2 separate regions of the Mus musculus genome follow, and region 2 is linked to region 1. A link is a loop called in an ENCODE intact Hi-C map of the cell type or tissue named here. Cell type or tissue: left cerebral cortex. All regions are shown on one strand. Links, peaks and the distances in the headings refer to the core of each region. The heading gives the core; the rest is flanking DNA.

Region 1 (8,330 bases), core at 203-8,202:
ACTGAACTCTCAGAATTATCTATGAAATTTACAATGTCATTGTTACTTAATAAATAAGAAATTGAGTGTGGAAGAGCAAAGGAAGCTGTCCAAAAAGTCATGCCTGGTGAACATGTCAGACTAACCAGAGCCTGGAGCCCCATTCCCATGCCTACACCCCTCCCTTCATTCAGACGACAATTCTCACCTGGAATTCAGGTCTGGAGGGAAGCCAGAGAAAACCATGGCTACTCGATTTAACAAAACCTTGAGCTCTATCTACTTTTACTCAAATATCTATCTAAAATTATCATGGGAGCAAGAGTCAAATGTGTGGTATGAAAAGCACTGGACTCAGAACCAGGTAAGGTCAGCCCAAACACAGTCTCCAAGTTATAACTTCTGGGGAAATCACTTAACCATCATTACATTAAACCTACATTCTGCCCCTGTAGAATTGGACTGATATTTCCTTCCAGTGTCAGTATAAATTCAAGGAGTCTTTTAAAGTCCAACATCATATAATCAGCATTATGATCATTAGCACTCTAAAGGGGAGACAAAACTCACCTATGAAATCATTGCTTTCTTACAGTGGTTATTTTTGTTTGTTTCTTTGTTTTTTTTAATTATTGATCATTATTCTTCTTTTACTTGTTTTTACAATAGGTAAATTCTTTGTTTTCCTGCTCTCATGTTCTTAAAATCATGGAGCTGCATGGAACTTACATTCCTCCAGGCAGCTATCAGCCTTTCCCCTTTATTTATAAGCATTTTTTTCTCTTTTCCTTCAACAAACTTCTAAAGTTGTTATATATTTTTAACCTTTCTCAGAAAAACACATTCAGACATACACACCCCTTCTGCTATTGTTTGTTTTTATATTATTAATGCAAATATTTATCTAAACTATTTTTCTTAATAGTTTTTGTAATGTTTTTTCAGATGGCCAGTGATTCCAGTATAGGTTTGCTTGGTGTCTTACTTCTTTCAAAAACTATGTATTTCAGCCTATCACTTTTCCATGGGGTGTACACTTAGATGTCCTGTAAATACTGGAGGAAGTAGGACACTTTGTCTGCCATCTCTATGCTACTCATACTTTGCCTCCATAAACTGTTAACCCAGACTCTCTTGCTGAACCACATCCCATTGATATTGCTAATGGGAAGAAGTGGTAACAGGAAATCAAGAAAACACAAGAAATGAGATGTTCTAAACCCTGTCCCCCTCCTTGTGGCAGCTCCTGCAGTTGCAGGTGTCATTGTCTTCTCTAGAACATGCCTCTTCCTTGATTCCAACACAGCTACTTCTCCCAATACTTTTCTCACCTCTCCCCTTCAAGCTGGGTGTGTAAATTCTGGCTCAAAACTGCTAGTCTTTACAATATCCCTTAAATTTGTTTAAAAATCAGTAGATACTATTGACCTCTGTATCTATGGGCTCTATTGCCTTGGCTTCAAAAATCCCCAGGTTAAAATAATGTTCTAAAGTTGCCTTGTCAACTTTATATGCCCCAGTACAGGGGAATACCAGGGCCAAAAAGGGGGAGTGGGTGGGCAGGGGAGTGGGGGTGGGAGGATATGGGGGACTTTTGGTATAGCATTGGAAATGTAAATGAGTTAAATACCTAATAAAAAATGGAAAAAATAAATAAATAAATAAATAAATAATAAATTATAAAAAAAAAATAAAAATAAATAAATAAATAAATAAAGTTGCCTTGTCAGTGATGGAGAGTGTGGCATTAGAATGTGTCTCTACTATCCATGTTGCTTGTCTTATCACATTTCCATAACCAATACAGCATAACAACTAGCTATAACACAGTTATAACATTAAGTATTATATAGAAATGAGTTTAAGCATATAAGAAGATATGTGTAAGTACAATAAAAATATTAAACCAGAGCATCCTCAAGTTTGGTGTTTGGGGGAAGTCCTAGAATTAGTGATATAAAATTACTTAGAAGGTAGTTGTAGTTACTTTAATAAAGTGTTTATTTGGAGCACTTGAATGGAGGTCTATTTTCACTGGGACTGAGCTGTGTGACAAATTCCTTTTTCCATAAAGACTTTACTCATCTCAAAACTAATTTTCCCTTTTATCCAGCATCTAAAGATTACTTGGGAAAGTATGTCATGATTCCAAAATTTAAGACTATCTCATCTGTTATACTTAAGCTACCCTTAGCCTTGTGGGGACTAGAAAAATAAATCTTGGACATGCCTTACTCAAAACAAACAAACAAACAAAAAACAAAACAAACAAACAAACAAAAGAAAGTTTATGTTCCACAAACACAAGAAAGTAAACCAAGCAATAAGAGTATGTAGGATCCAGAAAACAGTGAATCCAACAGACAAAAAGTATGACTCTGATGGATAGAAGGTAAGTTCCCCCAATGCCAGAGATGAATCTAAAATGGAGCAGGAGTGCAGGCAACTGGAACAGGGCTGGGACCCATAGCTACTATGCTTGACTCCACTCAAACTTTAAGAATTAAGAATGGCTAACAGTCACTCCATAGCAAAGTAAGTGAAGGAAGAGTGGCATGATGAGCTCAAAGAAAAATTGAAAACTTGTATGAAAAAAAAAAGACACATAGAAAATTATATAGATCCTCTCTGAGCAGTGTTACATAAGACTAAAGAGATTAACAGTGAAGGTGGATTTAACACCAGCCTGGAATGTGTCACACTACGGCTAACAGAGGAGCAGGGCTGAGCACTATAGGCACAGAGAGGAGGCATGTGAGTGCTAAACCCTTTATTTCACACAAGAAATCCAATGTTCAAGCTGTCATTTAAAAGACAAAGCACGGTGTGGTGAGTATATTATATAGAAATATGGGAAGAAATACTAAAACAAGTATCCAATAGACTTGAAACAAGCCATTCTAGGAAGCAGTGTCTTAGGGCGTGGTGAAGGAGGGAAATGAAGAACTGTTGTGTGACTTTGGGGCTAGAAGCACTGTTTTGATTGTTATACTATGTAAATATTACTTTGGTAAGAAATTAGATGCTACAGAAAAGAAAACAAAAGCAAACAAGCAAATAAACAAAACCCCAAACCCCTCAACTCTCCTTTACCAGACAAACAAAAACAAAACAACACAGAGGTTCTAGAAAAAGTAGTTGTAGAAATCACTAATGGCGTAGTGTGGATGACAGGAATTGGCCTTCCCATCTCAATTGCAACAGTATAATGACTGGGGATTTCCCACACAGCTTTCCAGGACCTCTAAGGAGGGGGTTTGATCTGACCCTTAAAGGGGTTAGAAATCCTGCTTCCACTCAGCTAAGCCGCTGTGCTGGATGCTACTATCAATGCTCATTATATTCTCAATATCAACTTTTAAAATTTGATCATATAGTGCTTGAAATTAAAGAGCAGTTTTATTCTGTTTCTCATGGCAATATAATTTTTTCCTTAGTCATTCTCCTTCCTACACTCCTACACAGAACACATTTTCCTCAGCATTGTGGGGGCGGTTCACAGCATATATCTGGAAGCTCATCCCGAGCACAACAAACCAATTAGCTGCTAAGAAAAGCACCACAGAGTGCTCTTGCCATTTCTTTTGACTCAGATGTTGTATGTGAATCACAACTCATCACACAGGGGCTGTGTGACTGCGCATCAGGTCTGCAGCAGCTACAGCAGCCACTGCTTTCTTCCAGACCCCGCAGGGCCTCTGCCCGGATGTGGTGGTCCTCCAGACTGGCCCGACGGTCAGGAGAATCTTCAGACCATTGACAAGGTGGAGGACAGCATACCACAGTAAGCACCTGTCCTTCGCTGTACATGATGACACTGTGGACAGTGTATAAACATTTTACCTCAGAGGTCCTGCGTCTTTAGAAAACTTCACACAATACATGCACACAAAAATAAAAGGCTCAGAGATTTGCAAGCCCCTATTGGAAGCTTCTAGAAATTCAAGGATACACTTAGCAGCCTCTGTGGTAGTCAGAGGAATAGCTGGCTGGGGCCTTGGGAATCAAACACCATCAAATGCCTGGGTGTATCCTTTTTCCCATTATCCTCCACATGCAGAAATGGAGACCTCTGTGAAGGAAACTGCCCAGATGTTATTTTACTAGCAGTGACCCAGAATTGCTGTGCTCAGAACCTGGCTCCGGACAGCGCAGGGAGTCACAAAAGACCACTTGCTCTTAACCCGTCAGTTCAACAAACAAGAGTAAAAAAAGAAATGGGAATATATTTGATGCAAACATATTTGGAAGAGGGATAGAGAGGATCAGTGACACCCTCCCCCAACCCAACATCAATCTTTTGGTAATAAAATTTTAAGATTAGGTCCAAATAAAGAGTCAGGGTATTTATAACGAAGCAGTCTTTGTCAAGGTGCGGTCCCACCTATTATCCCAGCACAGTCTCTCCTACAAAGTGATATAACAAGTTGTCAGAGCTATGTGAAATCTCTTTTCCAGCAGATAGTTCCCCTTCAGGTTGATATGTTTTTTTTTTTTTTCTTCACTGCATGATACTCCTGGGAAACGATTGATTTGGGGGGTCCACTGTTCTGGTAGTCTGATAGTCAAGGCCAGTGGCACAAGTATATCACATGAATGTCTCCATTGCTGCCAGGGTGGCGAGCTTATGTCACCAGTGATGAAATGGAAACGGACGTCTGAATGCAAGCTCTTGTTTTCTCTGTTGCCTTTTCAGCCTCTCATACTTCCAGCCGCTTCCTACTTATGGAAACTAAAAATGGAGCCCATTCTGGAGAGTTATGGAGACGTTATCACGCTGCATTTTCCCCAGGGAAAGAAGTTTGATAAATTATTTAAATATCCACTTTTCTCCACTAAAATATACACTATGGTTTTTTTCTAAGTAAAATGTGGAAACACTTATTTTACCGAGCCATTTATATGCACCATCTTTCTTCTTAAGAGCATCTCTTCTCTCATATCCACTGCTTTGGAAACCCCGGGAGATGTAATGAGATATTGATTGCCCTCACTCTTGTCTCCACCCTAGTTTAATGATTCTACAACTTCAGAATAATTTTTGTTCAAGAGGCACAAATTCAGAAACAGCTACTACAATTTTTTAAGTTAGCATGTGACATTGGGCTCAAAATTACTTATAAGTATTTCAACACATCAGCTACTGGGTTTGTTTGTTTGCTTGCTTGTTTGCTTGCTTGCTTGCTTGCTTGGTTTTTATGTCTTCTACAAAAATGTTATAGAAAAAAAAAGAATGTTCCATTACTGTGGCTTGGGGACAATGGCTCAGTCAAAACCTTACTATGTGCAAGCATGAGAAGCTGAGTTCAAACCCCAAACCCCATATAAAACTCAGTATGTGGTGTTGTAATTCCAAGGTTGACCACTTGCCTACACACACACACACACACCAACACACACACACACACAATTGTTAGCCTCAAATGAGACTTCCAATACCCAAGATAGGTAAGCTACAATAAAATTGAAGTGTTTAAATTTTAGACTAGGGGCCTGAGGATATATCTCATTGGTAGAGTATCTATCAAGCACGTATAATGGGTTTCATCTCCCACACCACAAAATAAGAAATAAACATTGGCCCTTCCGGTCCCCACCAGCAATAGGGTAGCTTGTGCACGGAGTCTGCTCACACCTGCAAGCTACCCACAAGACCCTCCATGGGATCTTAAGACCTCTGGTGTGTGGAACCCAGCTGCTGATCCAATCCAATCGCACGGGACCTGAGACTGCATTAATTAGTGAAGCAGAAAACCAGGCCTGATCAAGGGCACAAGGCCCTTCTGATCCCGCCAGAACCAGGATACTTTGGGCACAGAGTATGCGGACACCCAAAAGGTATACACAGGACCCTCCACGGGATTTTAAGATCTCTGTGAGTGGACCAAAACATCTGCCAAGAGATATCTGGGCACCTTCCCTGCAAGAGGAGAGCTTACCTGCAGAGAGTACTCTGAACACTGAAAGTCAGGAGAGAGCTAGTATCCCAGGTCTACTAATAGAGGCTAACATAAACACCTGAGGAACAAGATCTAACCAGAGACGACTACAACAACTAATTCCAGAGATTACCAGATGGCGAAAGGCAAAAGTAAGAATCTTACTAACAGAAACCAAGACCACTCACCATCATCAGAACGCAGCACTCCCACCCCACCCAGTCCTGGGCACCCCAACACACCCGAAAAGATAGTCCCTGATTTAAAAGCATAACTCATGATGATGGTAGAGGACACCAAGAAGGATTTTAATAACTCACTTAAAGACAGGAGAACACTGCTAGGACCTTAAAGAGGAAGCACAAAAATACCTTAAAGAATTGCAGAAAAACATGACCAAACAGGTGATGGAATTGAATAAAACCATCCAAGACCTAAAAAGGGAAGTAGACACAATAAAGAAAACCCAAAGTGAGAAAACGCTGAAGATGGAAAACTTAGGAAAGAAATCTGGAACCATACATGCAAGCATCAGCAACAGAATACAAGAGATAAAAGAGAGAATCTCAGGTGCAGAAGATTCCATAGAGAACATCGGCACAACAATCAAAGAAAATACAAAATGCAAAAATATCCTGACTCAAAACATCCAGGAAATCCAGGACACAATGAGAAGACCAAACCTATGGATAATAGGAGCAGATGAGAATGAAAAATTTCAACTTAAAGGGCCAGCAAATATCTTCAACAAAATTATAGAAGAAAACTTCCCAAACCTAGAGAAAGAGATGCCCATGAACATACAAGAAGCCTACAGAACTCCAAATAGACTGGACCAGAAAAGAAATTCCTCCTGACACATAATAATCAGAACAACAAATGCACAAAATAAAGATAGAATATTAAAAGCAGTAAGGGAAAAAGGTCAAGTAACATATGAAGGCAGGCCTATCAGAATGACACCAGACTTCTCACCAGAGACTATGAAAGTCAGAAGATCCTGGACAGATGTTATACAGACCCTAATAGAACACGAATGCCAGCCCAGGCTATTATACCCAGCAAAACTCTCAATTATGATAGATGAAGAAACCAAAGTATTGCAGGACAAAACAAAATTCACACATTATCTTTCCAAGAATACAGCTCTTCAAAGGATAATAACAGGAAAAAAAAAAACAATACAAGGACGGAAACCACACCCTAGAAAAAGCAAGAAACTAATCCCTCAACAAACCAAAAAGAAGACAGCCACGAGAACAGAATGCCAACTCTAAAAACAAAAATAATAGGAAGCAACAATTACTTTTCCTTAATATCTCTTAATATCAATGGACTCAATTCCCCAATAAAAAAGACATAGACTAACAGACTGACTACACAAACAGGACCCAACATTCTGCTGCTTACAGGAAACCCATCTCAGGGAAAAAGACAGACACTACCTCAGAGTGAAAGTCTGGAAAACAATTTTCCAAGCAAATGGTCTGAAGAAACAAGCTGGAGTAGCCATTATAATATCGAATAAAATTGACTTCTAAACCCAAAGTTATCAAAAAAGACAAGGAGGGACACTTCATACTCATCAAAGGTAAAATCCTCCAAGAGGAATTCTCAATTCGGAATATCTATGCTCCAAATGCAAGGGCAGCCACATTCATTAAAGATACTTTAGTAAAGCTCAAAGCACATATTGCACCTCACACAATAATAGTGGTAGACTTCAACACACCACTTTTATCAATGGACAGATCATGGAAACAGAAACTAAACAGGGACACAGTGAAACTAACAGAAGTGATGAAACAAATGTACTTAACAGATAACTACAGAACATTTTATCCTAAAACAAAAGGATATACCTTCTTCTCAGCACCTCATGGTACCTTCTCCAAAACTGACCATATAATTGGTCACAAAACAGGCCTCAACAGATACAAAAATATTGAAATCTTCCCATGCATTCCATCAGACCACCATGGCCTGAGGCTGATCTTCAATAACAACATAAATAATGGAAAGCCAACATTCACGTGGAAAATGAACAACACTCCTCTCAATGATACCTTGGTCAAGGAAGGAATAAAGAAAGAAATTAAATACTTTTTAGAGTTTAATGAAAATGAAGCCACAACATACCCAAACTTATAGGACACTATGAAAGCATTTGTAAGAGGGAAGCTCATAGCTCTGAGTACCTCCAAAAAGAAACTAGAGAGCACACATTAGCAGCTTGACAGCACACCTAAAAGCTCTAGAAAGAAAGGAAGCAAATTCACCCAAGAGGAGTACACATCAGGAAATAATCAAACTCAGGGGCTAAATCACCCAAGTGGAAACAAGAGGAACTATTCAAAGAATCAACCAAACGAGGAGCTGGTTCTTTGAGAAAATGGTCTTTCTCTACACAAA
Region 2 (8,330 bases), core at 50-8,049, 290 kb before region 1:
TTTTTTCAGCAATACTTATCAAGTCTCTACTTTGATAAATCACTGCCCTTGCATGCTATGAAGGCAGACAACATTCGTGAAAATAATACAAACCTGAAGAGAAGGTGGAGGCTATGTACCTTGTAAAGAATCAGGCAGACAGCTCAGCACAGAAAGGTTGACACATTCTATGAACTTAGGCCCAATAACTAAAGTACTTGAAACACTTGCTTTTGTTGTTGCTGTTTTTCACACTGTGAAAACAAGATTTAGTCTATCAGCAAACACTGTAATTTATATAAAAAGTAAACTTTCTATGAACTTTGAGGAGGTTGTTGTTGCTGACTGACCCCAGGATATTTCCTTATTTGCTACAAAGCAGATTTTAGTGACTACCCTATAAAGGTCTGGGGGTTAAATTGCCTACTTGAACCTCTAAACACAGGGATGGTGGCCACTGTGGTCAATTTTCCTTTTGGTTACTACTGAAGCTCATTCTCTGTCAGTCATTGCCAGGGGGCCCAGAACTCAGCGGCATAGTCTGCAAGCCTAAGGCACACGTGTGCTTCAGGTTTGTAATGAAATGAAGTGGTCTGAGTTTGAATTATGGTCAACAGCTCCCAGAAGGGAAAGGAAGGGGCTATGGGGAAGGATGAGAGAGAGGAGGAGGGTGAAAGGAAGAGGGAAAGGGGAAGGAACATGGGGGAGGGGGGCGAAGAGAGAGAGACAGACAGACAGACAGACAGACACACAGACAGACAGACAATCATCTCAGAAGCCCTTCAGTGTAAAAGTGACATTAAAACCTGACCCAGAAACTCTAAGAACTCTTCCAAAGTTTAAGGCAGAAAAGTTTAGAAACTGTCTAGAATTTCCTTTTACGGAAGAAAGTCACTTTGTATCATCCAGTGTCCCTAGTGCGTTCATTCACTGAGTTCCCATCCTTAAGGACTAATGGACACTTTATCACACACACAAAACCAAACATGATTCCCTTAATTAGGACAGTTTTGGAATTGGGAAACACTTCTGTGCACTAATATCAGCTAGCATTTGAGATTCAGCCCTCTCACGGGAAACGGGAGGTTGAAGACAAAGGAACATTCAGAGAAGGTGCCAGCCAAAGCTCAGACTTTCTGGAAGCCTTTGACACCTACATGGTTCTCCTTTTAAAACCAGGCGCCGGCAATGGCGCTGGGTCAGCACTTTCACTTGGCTCAAAGGACAGGCGCTGAGCACCATCATGCAATTTCTAAGGCGGCTGTGACTGACAGGAACAGAAGCAACTGTGCGACAGCCGGGAGCCAAGCAAGACTCCGAAGTCCCATCAAAGCAACCTCAAATACGCGGTTCCTGGTTCCTAGCCACTCACAATGCCTTGGCCACGCAGAGCGTTCTTTTTTTTTTTTTTTCTTTCTTTCTTCTTCTTCTTTTTTTTTTTTTTTTTTTTCCACCCCCAAACTCAGTTTTCCTTCTGGAATCTGTCCTCTTATAATACAGAACACGAACGCGGGCGGACTGTGTTCTCAGTTACTAGGGACTCGGTTGCAAAGGAGCAGCTGGGTGTACTAGCCACGCCCCTCTTATGCTCCCCACGGGTGCTCACACCTACGCTCCCAATGCGTTGAGGCTGGGGAATGCTGGGGGCTGGGCAGGGCGGAGCACAAAGGAAACCCGCCCCTGATTCCACCCCCAGCCGAGATTGGCAGGGCTCGGGGACGAGTCCTAGCCAATGGGCGCGTTCCGGGGCGGGCCTGGAAAACGGCTGTTCAAGGGATTTAAGAGTCGTCCGCGCGGCTGTAGGAAAGCGGAGTGGAGCCAGGACTTGCCAGGTGGAGCAGACGCCCAAGCCAGCGTAGACACGGAGCGCATCCGCACCGCTCTGGGTACCTCACCTCACTGCTCGTCTCCGGATAGATCGGAACCGCAGTCCCACGCGACTCCAGGACCCACTCGCCACTGCCGCCTCCACAGCACCCATGGGGACCTGGAGACTTTAAAAGGAGTTTGGGGTTTCGGGCGCAGGGAAATCACGGGTACGGAAAAGCCGCTTTCTTTGCCTTAAAAAATGGTTTTTCTTCGTCCGATTGTGTGAATTGTGTGCTGGGTTGAAGAGAGGGGCTCTTCGGGTTGAAAGTAGACGTCTTCACACACACACACACACACACACACACACACACACACACACACACACACACACCACTAATACTCACCATGGGTTTCGCCTTGCCTCCCCTGTCTCTTTGTTAGGTTATTTTAGACAGAGCAGCCTCGCCCTGGCGCAGTCCGATTGGCTCTATGAAAAAGGCAAGCAAGGAGAGGGCAGAGTGCACCTGCCTGCGTGGGCAGGTGTGTCCCAGTGCTTGAGAGTACGCGCATTGACAAGTGTGCAGGCGTTCGTCCGGAATTGTGTAGGAATTGGGGGTAGATGGTGCCAATGTGTGGTCTCCAAGATGTTTCATTGTGGGTGTATGACATTAGCATTGTGGGTGTATGTACCAGGCTGTCAGTGCCTGGACTCCAAGTGTGCAAAATGCTGATGGCAAGTGAATGCCTGCAAACGAGTCTTGCCCTTGTGAAAGAAGCTGTCGGGGATCGGGTGTGACCCAGTCCAAAACGAGTAGGTGGGCTACAAAGGATGGCGACCACAATGTGAGCTCAGCTTGCTGTATTTCGGGCCTTGGGGCTTCTCTTGACACCCTCCCTTCCTTCTGGGTATATCACCAATCTGCCACAACCTGCGCTCTCTTCGCCCACTTGAACCTTACATGCTCTCTAGCCCGCCTGTGGTTTCTACTGTGGAAGTTACCGGGCAGGGTTCCTGGGCAGAGTCAGAGGCTGGCTGAGCTGGTATGCTGTCTATTCTGGCCCTGAGACTGGTGCCTTTTTCTGTGCCCCCCCTTTTTTCTTTTCTTTCTTTCTTTTTTTTTCCCCCCCTTTTAACCCCAGGTCGGATCTGCAAAGTTGGCTGTCGCAGGCGACTCAGTGCCGGTGGTCAGGCAAGCTGCAGGCCCCTGGGGAACTGAACGCCTTGGGGAAGGGACACCAGGAGGGTCAACCCGGACTCTGATGGTGTCTATCCTCTCTCCCTCGGCAGATCTCAGTTGCTGGCCCTGGCCTCGCCGCGTCATTGATGGGCAACCAACTGGACCGCATCACCCACCTCAACTACAGCGAGTTGCCCACTGGGGACCCATCTGGGATTGAGAAGGACGAGCTGCGAGTCGGGGTTGCCTACTTCTTCTCGGATGAGGAGGAGGACCTGGACGAACGCGGGCAGCCGGACAAGTTTGGTGTGAAGGGCCCCCCAGGTTGCAGCCCTTGCCCAGAGAGCCCCAGCCGCCACCACCACCACCTGCTGCACCAGCTCGTCCTCAACGAGACTCAGTTCTCCGCCTTCCGGGGCCAGGAATGCATCTTTTCCAAAGTGACCGGCGGCCCTCAGGGCGCCGACTTGAGTGTCTACGCGGTCACTGCGCTGCCGGCGATCTGCGAGCCAGGCGACCTGCTAGAGCTCTTGTGGCTACAGCCGGCGACCGAGCAGCCCGCGCCAGCCCCTCACTGGGCCGTCTACGTGGGCGGCGGGCAGATCATCCACCTGCACCAAGGCGAGATCCGCCAGGACAGCCTGTACCAGGCGGGCGCGGCCAACGTGGGCCGGGTGGTGAATAGCTGGTACCGCTACCGCCCGCTGGTGGCCGAGCTAGTGGTGCAGAACGCCTGTGGCCACCTGGGCCTCAAGAGCGAGGAGATCTGCTGGACGAACTCCGAGAGCTTCGCTGCCTGGTGCCGCTTTGGAAAGCGCGAGTTCAAGGCTGGCGGGGAGGTCCCCGCAGGAACGCAGCCGCCGCAACAGCAGTATTATCTCAAAGTGCATCTGGAGGAGAACAAAGTCCACACGGCCCGGTTCCACAGCCTGGAGGACCTCATCCGCGAGAAGCGTCGCATAGACGCCAGTGGCCGCCTGCGAGTGCTGCAGGAGCTTGAGGACTTTGTGGACGACAAGGAGTAGCCTCAGAGGGGCAGCTCGGCGTGCCAGTTCCCACGCCCGGAGTTCCCTTTCGGTCCCCGCAGTTCTGCACCCCATGTTCCCCTAACGCGCCCGCCCAGGGCCAGCGGCTGGAAGCTTCGGGAACTCACCACCACCCACCGCACTGGGCGGGAGCAGCTGCGCGCTCCTAAGACAACCCTGGTGTTGGTGATCATGCCAGGGTAATCCAGCCTGCGCCTCTGCCCTGGGTTGTGAAGGGAAAGAGGGAGTGGGCAAAAGGGGAGCAAGGACACTACCTTTCCAGGGAGCCAAGGGTCAGTGACTCTTCTGCAGACAGGGCAAATATCCTTAGTCACAGGGAACCGTCACCCACCACCCCCAGATGTGCACACACAAACCAGTCGGAGGTGAGAGTTGGTCTTTTCAGGACACAATTCAACTCCCGAATGGAGAGTGGATGTGCCCCCGGATATCAGAATTCCCATGAAACCGAGCCTGTCTCTGTACTTTGGAGCACTTCAGGGACTCCAGGTTACCCTGAGGCTGCCTGGAACTGTCTTGCAGCTCTCCAGCCCAGAGTCTCCTGACAAAGCATTCCAGGCTGAGCTAGATAGGATTGACTTCTCAGTTTGAGCAACTGGAAGCCGATGCCATTCCCGGCTTGACCGACACTTGCCAGAAGGAAAGCCTTCTGGGTCCCGGGAGGAAAATGGTTGAAGCACCTTTTTGGGAGAGGAGGGCCTGCTGGCTCCGGAAAAGGAGCTAATTCACCTGGCCTGTGGGCACTTGAACTTAGGAAGGAGGAGGCTTTTTGCTCGGAAGCCCTTGATTGCTTCCCTTCTCACTCAGAGTCCTGTATTCAGCGGGACTGAAGGAGAGGGAGGCAGGGAAGATCTACAACATTCCAGAAACCAGCATTAGGACAGCCTAGCCAGTGTCTTTAGTTTGGCTTTTCCTAACTAGAAGGCAGGAGGCAGGAGGCAGGTGGAGATTGTTTGTAAAATGAAACAGCAGTTTTCCAACGATATCAACAAAGCCTACAGTGTCGATGCTTCTCTTGATCATTTTTAGTAACATGCTAATGAAATTTCAAATTGAAATTTTTATTTTCATGGCTTTAATCCATGATAGCTTAAATACTGGGGGCCATTAGGAGTGGAATTTAGCTAAGACCTTAGCTGACATTGCTTTCACTCTGGTTTTTCTCAACTCTTATGAGAATTCTGTTTGGGGATATTATAATTATTCCTTTTTTTTTTTTTTTTCCTGGCTTTACAAAGTAGGCCTGCAATGGTGGAGCTGTTTATTAGTGTGTATATTGTACTGAATTTTTTCAGTTCAAGGGTCTGCTGCTTTGGTGAAAATTGCTAGCAAGTTCCATGAGGGTTCTTTTCTTCATTCTGTTTACCATCATCATCTCATCTTTGCATTCCCCCCTCTCCTCACCTCTTGATCCCCCTTGAAAGGAATTTAGAGTTCATGGGCTTTGGGGCCCGCTTTTGTAGCTTGTCCTGATGTTTATTTCTGAGAACAGGGAAGCGCTCTTAGAAGCAGGACAGAATGTGTGTCTTTCTAAACATGAAGGTTATGTGACGCTCCTTTCTTTGGGCAAGAGTTTGTGGATTTTTCTCCAAGGGGTACAACCCCAGCCTAACTGATCGTTACTTGATTCTTTGTGTTACACACACCTTGGAAGGTGCACAGTCTCTCATGAGGGAGTTTGTCAAATAATGATGTTTAGCTCATGGTTGCAAGCAATTGGATACTATGGTTTCATTGAACAGCAAACACTATGTCCAAAGCCACTTTCTTGGCATTTCAAAACTAATGCAATAAAAACTAGTAGAAGTTAGCAGGCAGGGAAATGCCATTTCCATGGTAAATGGTTTGTTTCTGTTTTCTGGGGATTTTTGTTGTTTTATTTTGTTTCATTTTGTTCTCATGCTGGATTCATTCTCTGATCTTGAGTCAAAAGGTCAAATCAATGAAATATGAACTAAAGTATTTTTCTGAAGCCAATCGAGTGATTTATTTTTTAAAACTGCTTATGTTTTTTCTTTCAGCACATACAACAGCAAAACTTTTGTAAACTTAACCTTTGCATGTATGGAGAACTGAAAGTCATTTATTTCTCTAACTTAGTCTTTTGGCAAATGACAGATTGATGACCATAAACCGAATTCTTTCTTGTGTCTACACACACCATATCCTTTCCTGTGTCCTACTACTGTATCTTGGCTCCCTGCTGAATTAAATACCATCCTAAGCACTGGTTCCAACAGGACTCCTTCTTGACACTGTGTCAATGAGTGGGCAAAAGAACTCATCAGTCTCTATCGCACCCAAAGCTGAATGATTTCTTTGATGGGATGTGTATGCTTTCGAAAAGGGCCATGCTAACAGGGGAGTGCTTCATAAGCTTTATACTTGCTGAAACCTGATGGCAATGAAAACCAGATTGGGATTTATAAATAGCATTTGTTCTTAGAGTGATCTACTGAGGTCTTGGTGGACGATGATACTTTTACAAATTCACAATAATAAAACATCGATAAAAAGGGGGGGGATTTGAAAGGGGGCTCTAAGGTTTGATATCCCTTTGTATGGGTCACTTGAGTTTTATTGTGGGCCAGTCCCATTTCTCTAGATCCTTATTGGTTACAGGAATTAAGCCATGAATCTTGTAACATTTGCAAAAGGACAATAAAGTAGCGTTCAGGGTTTTTTTTTTTTTTTTTTTTTTTTTTTTTTTTTTTTTTTTCCTGTCCTTGGGAGCTCTGTAGTAATTCCCATGATGTGAAGAGTGTGAAGCTGAACTCTGTTCAGCCCTTACCAGGGTAAAGGCCACCTCACCTTTTCTCCCCTGCTAAGAGTCGTATTTGAAAAGCAAACTACTACAGAGAGAGAGAGAGAGAGAGAGAAATTTAAAATGCAAATGAACTTAACTTACTTCATTAAGCAAGCAAACAAACAAAATGAGTAAGACATAGGAAAGGTGAGCTGGGCAGACACGTGAAAAATAAAGCCCTCCAATGCCAGTCCTTTCCAAGTGTGTTCTTTCCTTTGAAAAAGAAAGCCTATAGAAGTTGTATGTGCTGCACTAAAGCAATGCAAACAAGCAAAATCAACTGTATAAGTGAGCTGAATTGATAGGTATAAAATTTCTTCGGTATTTAACAATTTAAGTGAACTTTATGTCAGCATTTTCAAATGTAAAAGAATTACACACACTAATCTGCATTTAGAAAATATAACAGTTTACCAGACACAGAAGTAAGTTTGAAGCTCATGACTTTTTATTCATGTTTTCCCCATTCAGTATCATGTGTCTTTGACGAACACTTTTGTTTAAAAGTTGACATTTGTCAGAAAAGTATTTTATTGATATTTGCAAAATAATTAATTTCCTGAGTGTTCAATTTAGTCATCCTCCTGATCTTCCAGTATCCTCTAGTGATTGCATCTGTTTTACTTCCAGCATCTCTAAGAACTAAAAGACCAAGTCACCTAATATACAAGGTAAAGTCAAACTAAAGCAAAATTAATAACAAATTATACAATAATAATAATAAAAGGCCCCTAATTTTCTCTTATGTACATGCATGTCCTCAAAGCTCCCTGTTGCTGCTTTTTATCACTGTTGGTGCTATACATGGTGGAGCTATGGACCCTTCATGGCTTCCCTTACATTAAAGGAAGATATTGGCTTGTGTTTTTTTGGAGAGACCATTTGCCGCTTGAACAGAAGGCTACGGATGAAAACCCACAGGTTTCCAGGTGCTTTGAAATAGAGTTTCAGTTAGCTAAAATTTCACCTAAAACCCTCAGTTCATTTTCAGCAGTTTTAGCTGTTAGAAGAATACTGGTATGTACCTGTCTATAATAAGGTACATTTCCATATATAAGTTTCTGCCATTAGCTAGACATTTTATTCACACACACACACACACACACACACACACACACACACACACACACAGTTTTTTAAAGAGCAGATGGAAAGTGACTTAAGGTTTTAGAAAAAAAAAAAAAAAAAAAAAAAAAAAACAGGAGGCAGAATGTCCACGGGTTAACAGTTAACATAGTTCATGGGCAGTTGAGCACAGCATGCTGTGGCTAAAACCAAACACAAACAAACAAAATATGTGTGGCTGACGCAGTTAGCTTTTATTGCATACCCCACCGCCCGTGTTGTGTCCCCTTTTATTCTCTCTCTCTCTCTCTCTCTCTCTCTCTCTCTCTCTCTCTCTCCCTTCCTTCCTTCCTTCTTTTCCCTTTTTTTTTTTTTTTAACTTTTGGCTGGCTTATTTTTTTGAAACAGGCTTGCCTGCAATTTTCAGTATAGACTAGGCTGTTGGTT

Evidence for each region. Hi-C counts contacts between places; a loop is a spot of excess contacts. Peaks named below come from ENCODE experiments on the same cell type or tissue, not always from the same donor. Only the 100,000 strongest peaks of a DNase experiment are listed, where the experiment ranks them.
Region 2: a loop joins it to region 1, with 12 times the contacts of the local background. A loop is called at or near these places in 3 of 42 quality-filtered maps.

The regions. Positions count from the first base shown.
Region 1 is chr12:13,856,640-13,864,969 of GRCm38, reverse strand. No RefSeq gene overlaps it. Among named protein-coding and RNA genes, the nearest start is that of Gm35890, 190 kb to the right of the region's middle. In left cerebral cortex, for the core only: CTCF peaks have their summits at 1,225 and 3,683; DNase peaks (open chromatin) are centred at 2,742, 3,498, 3,957 and 4,692; H3K27ac peaks cover 1,213 bases.
Region 2 is chr12:14,145,507-14,153,836 of GRCm38, reverse strand. It overlaps Lratd1 (LRAT domain containing 1), which reads left to right and starts at 1,799. Exons shown (of 2, transcript NM_029007.2): 1 at 1,799-2,015; 2 at 3,077-6,239. The coding sequence starts at 3,113. The coding sequence ends at 3,991. In left cerebral cortex, for the core only: CTCF peaks have their summits at 2,640, 2,846 and 3,683 (motif pointing left); DNase peaks (open chromatin) are centred at 4,367, 4,818, 5,538, 6,303 and 5 more places; H3K4me3 peaks cover 5,323 bases; H3K27ac peaks cover 3,472 bases.